Linked DNA regions of Homo sapiens: region 2 is linked to region 1. A link is an interaction called in ENCODE POLR2A ChIA-PET data of the cell type or tissue named here. Cell type or tissue: Panc1. All regions are shown on one strand.

The links. ChIA-PET counts read pairs that join two places held together with the same protein. Peaks named below come from ENCODE experiments on the same cell type or tissue, not always from the same donor. Only the 100,000 strongest peaks of a DNase experiment are listed, where the experiment ranks them.
Region 2: POLR2A ChIA-PET joins it to region 1 with 11 read pairs; 2 of 35 experiments call an interaction of 5 or more read pairs at or near these places.

What each region holds. Positions count from the first base shown.
Region 1 is chr6:36,275,718-36,278,217 of GRCh38, reverse strand. The region is part of intron 1 of PNPLA1 (patatin like domain 1, omega-hydroxyceramide transacylase); the gene reads right to left. Among named protein-coding and RNA genes, the nearest start is that of PNPLA1, 6.9 kb to the right of the region's middle. In Panc1, no CTCF peak of the experiment used is centred here; a DNase peak (open chromatin) is centred at 1,175.
Region 2 is chr6:36,115,796-36,118,295 of GRCh38, reverse strand. It overlaps a transcript of MAPK14 not described here. Among named protein-coding and RNA genes, the nearest start is that of MAPK13, 13 kb to the left of the region's middle. In Panc1, no CTCF peak of the experiment used is centred here; no DNase peak of the experiment used is centred here.

The DNA.
Region 1 (2,500 bases):
CAATCTAGTTGATGAAATGAGACACTGTATCTGAAACAGTTAAGACCGTACAACATCAAATGCTAGAATATGTGGGCAGATTTTATGGGCAAACTAGACATCATGGAAAAGAGAGATGGAGTGGGGTAAAATGGGATGGTGTCTGGAGAGGAGGTTTTCTCTCTGAAAGGGGGGCAGAGGGTCATTCTAGGCAGGAGACACAGTAGGTGCCATGGTGCATTGCCCAGGCCCCCTGCTGCAAGACTGAGGCACTCATGCTCCCACTGCCACAGGGGCAGCTGCTGGTGGGCCAGAGCTGAGCCCTTTCCCAGACAACAAACTGGACTTGGCTTTGTGATTGTTTGTTTGTTTTTAGAGACATGGTCTCTGTCTGTCACCCAGGCTGGAGTGCAATGGCAGAATCATAGTTCACTGCAGCCTCAAACTCCTGGGCTCAAGTGATCCTCCCACCCCAGCCTCCTGAGTAGCTGGGACTATAGGGACAGGTCACCACACCTGGCTAATTATTTTATTTTTTGTAGAAACAGGGTCTCACTTTGTTGCCCAGTCTGGCCTCAAACTCTTGGCCTTAAGCAATTCTCCCGCCTCAGCGTCCCATAATTCTGGGCTCACAGGCACGAGCCACTGCATCTGGCCAACTTTGTGATTAGGAAGTCATGGTTTTGGTCTCAGGCAGGGGCAGAGTTTCTCCAGGATCCTCATGCCATTGATTATGGTTGTTGCAACAGAGACTACTGGTTGTCCCCAATACCCATTCTCCCCTTCTTCCTTTGTAATCGAACCTCCAATTTTTAGCTGGCCACATGGCCTCCCAAAAATAAAGTCTACATTTCCTGGGTTCTCTTGCAGTCAGGTGTGACCATGTGACTAAATTCCAATCCATGGGATGTAGCTGACAGGACATGTGTTACCTCCAAGTCCTGCTCTAAAGGACTGTGCCCTTCCCTTTTCCCTTTCCGACTAGCTGGAGTGCAGATATGGCAGGGGGCTCTTGGACCACAGGAAAGGCAACGCCTTTCAACTCCTGACGTCAGTTGACTTGCACTGTTTACCATGCTCTGGAGGCATCATGTTTCCCCACTGTGTGGCTTTGTCGTGTTGTCATGCTATGTCCTTGCTGGAAGCCTTGGTTCCTGCCCAACCTGTCTCTACCTGTCCAACTTCTCACATTTCAAGCATGGACAAGCTCAAATGCCGCTTCTATGAGGCCTTCCATGTTTGGAAGTGTTTTCTCCATCCCTCTGCACTCCTATGCCTTATAATTCTCTAACATTCAATAGGAACTTTCTTGTATTATAACTGTTTGGTAGGTGCCTTTAAGTTTGAGTGGACTGTAAGCTCCTTGCAGCAAGATCAGAGTTTCATTTTGTGTTGTATCTTCGCATCCTCTGCAGGGCCTAGTATGTGCTCAACTAACACGGAAGGAAGCAAGGAAGGAAGGAAGGAAGGAAGGAAGGAAGGAACGAACGAACGAAGAAAGGAACGAAGGGACGGACAGATTGGCTTGCCAGTTTTTTATGGGGAGAAAGGTGCCAAGAAGTAGCTTAAGTGGGAGTAGGGTTTTAAGTCTGCCAAATCACTATTCTTCCATAAGAAACATTTTGTTTTTCAAAATTATGCAAATGCAGCTTTGAGGCACGTTTCCAACCCCACTTCTGACAAGATTGGAAATTCTGGATCCCCCAGTGGCAATCACGGAGACCACCCCTCCTAGGTGAATGAATGGATTAATGAAGGTTACCACATCTCTAGTAAAAACCAGGCACTATGTTAAGTGCTTTTACAACATTTTCATGTGCCTTGAACTGGCCTAGTCACAGAACTGGGCATACACGCCAGAAGTTGCACCTCTGCCACCTCAGCTTTCACAGGAAAAAAACACAGGATCTCAGGATAGAAAAGCCCCAAACTGGCTACAAAAGTGGGGAAGTGGCCTTGAGAAGAGCCTCAGAAAATGCTAGCTGGGTGCGGTGGCTCACGCCTGTAATCCCAGCACTTTGGGAGGCCGAGGTGGGTGGATTGCTTAAGGTGAGGAGTTCGAGACCAGCCTGACCAACGTGGTGAAACCCTGTCTCTACTAAAAATACAAAAATTAGCTGGGCGTGGTGGTGGGTGCCTGTAAGCCCAGCTACTCGGGAGGCTGAGGCAGGAGAATCTCTTGAACCCAGGAGGCGGAGGTTGCAGTAAGCCGAGATCACACCACTGCATGTCAGCCTGGGCAACAGAGCGAGACTCTGTCTCAAAAGAAAGAAAGAAAGAAAGAAAGAAAATGCCATAGGTAAAAAAGGTCCCATTTCCCGTAGCAATAAAAAATAAAACTACAAGGGAAAAGTAAATCTAATAAAACACACAAAATCTTTACTGAAGGACACAAAAAGACCAGAATAGAAAGATCAACTATATTTACAAATGGAAAGATGCAATTTCAGTCGAAAGCCCAGCAGAGCTTTTCACATGGGGCAAAGAAAGGGCCAAACATAATGGAGGCAATATTTGAAGA
Region 2 (2,500 bases), 160 kb after region 1:
TATTTGTAGAATGGCTGAATGAGGGTGCAAGACACCATAATGCCTTCCAATTATCTTTCTTTTGCCTTGCTATTTTCATTTTAAAGTGGCAGATGGATGGGGACACAGTAGGAATTATCTAGATTATGGCCATCAGCCACTTTCAATAATCTTTTGGTTCTTGTTCTAATTCATTAAATTGCTGTGCAGCCAACTTGAATTACACAGCAAGACACAGCAAAGAGAATCAGAAGCCAATTCTTCTAACACGTATCTCTTCTTAAACAAGGAAATTCCACACAGCACCATTTCTTAGGCAAGGCAGATAACCCCTACATATTTGGTTTTTCTTTAAATGATCTTTGCTTCTAAAGACTATTGATTGTAAAAACAGGAAGCAAAAGACAAGGTGATCTGCAAGGGATTAAAAGCTGACAGTCATTTATGGACTCGGTCAATAAGGACTGAATGCCTACTGTGTGCCAGGTACCAAGCTAGGTGACAGGGACACCACAGTGAACAAGACATGATCTGTCTTCGATGACATGCAGCCTTAAGCCAGTATTTAGCATTTACTGTATACTCAGGGTTTTTCATGTCTTAACTCATTTAGTCCTCACAGCCCCACTCTCTATTATTGGTACAATCTTGAGCAAATTACTTAATCACATCAAAGGTTCCAGAGCCTGTATCCTTAACCTTTATATGTTTTTCTTTTTTGAGCAGGTGGTACAAACAGCAAGCAATGATAAAGCAGTGTAATCAGTGCCACCAATGATCATTCCAGATTACAGGGTGCATGCAGAAGACACAGCTAATCCAGGCTTGGGAATGGTCAGAAATTTACTGAGGGAGTGATGTCAAGGCTGAACAGAAGAACGAATACATTAGCTCAGAGGAATGAGGAGGAGGAAGAGGGTTCTAGAGAGAGGGACTATCACGCACAAAGACCAGGAGAGAAAGCAAGAGCACACAGTGACTTTGTCCCATTAGAGCACTGCTATAGAGAGCCAGAGGGAAGCATGCTCATCTTCTAGGACATACAAAGCGAGTGCTGGCTTGAGCCCTTTTGGCTGAAAGAGGGAAAAGGTAGTTTCTCTTCAGAGGCCTGGAGGTGCATTTCTATCCCAGATGAGTAGAGAAGCGAGGGCAAGGGGCCTGGAACTAGGGAGAGAGACCCAGTGTGTGCTGAACAAGATAAGGCACCAGTGCCTGGCTGTGGCTGCCAGGGACTCCTCCCCAATTTGGCCAGCAGCAGCCAGGGAGTCCTTATGGAAATTATGCTGAATTAATTTTTTTAAATTTTCTTTAAAAAAACCAAAAGAGGATTGTCTAACACCAATGCTATAAAACTCTTTGGAACCAGGAGTCTTTCAACGTTGATATCAGGATAGTCTGTTGAATCTAGCCTCAGTTGTAACGTGACTGAGAAAGAGACATTACTTGTATAGAATATGCAAGAATGTAAATTGCCTAACATACAGTAGCAGTTCATTAAAAGAACTACTTTTTAGTAGGGAGGTAAGGAAAGTAGGGGGAAGGAGGTGAAGGAAGGAAGGAAGACCATAGGGAGCCAGGTCTGTCCTGCATTGTGGAGGTTTCACTTCTTAGGACTCCAGGTGTCCCAGAGTCATTTGATCTGTCAGCAGTTCTCAGCGGGTGCACTGAAATCTCTGGGGCCATTTTTGGTTATCATACTGATCAGGAGTATTACTGATATGAGCATGCACGGGCCACTGTGCAGAGTGGGATTCTTAACAAGAATTGCTTCACATTACAAACATCCTGCTGGACATTCATGAAGGTGGAAAAAACTATTTATGATTATCTGAGCCTAGACTGTAACTTGGTTTTACATATCAAACAAATACTTTTCTGCATATTAATATACTTACATTTCCCAGGATCACAACTGAGTAAATAAAAAAGTTCTCCAGGCTGGGCAACAGACTGAGACCCTGTCCAAAAAAAAAAAAAGATTCTAATTGTTTGTTTGAAATTTTTACCAAGAGTTGCTTACCACTTTCAGAAAAATCATGACTGACAGCAGTCAGCCATGGTATCTGAGTTGTCAAGACAACACAACTGTATCAGTACGCATTTGGAGCTGTCATATTCAAGGTGATTCTATGTATAGGTACAAGCATCTAACTACTTCATTATTTCTTTTATGTAGCTATGCCTGAGAATTTACTTTTTATTTTTTTTTAGACAGGGTCTCACTCTGTCACCCAGGCTGGAGTGCAGTGGAATGATCATGGCTCACTGCAGCCTCAACCTCCATGGCTTAAGCAATCTTCCTGCCTCAGCCTCCTCAGTAGCTGGGACTACAGGTGTGTGCCACCATGCCCAGATAACTTTTTATTTTTTCATTTTTTTTTTTTTTTTTGAGACGGAGTCTCCCTCTGTTGCCCAGGCTGGAGTGCAGTGGCATGATCTCAGCTTACTGCAAGATCCACCTCCCAGGTTCAAGCAATTTTCCCGCCTCAGCCTCCTGAGTAGCTGGGACCCAGGTGGGTGC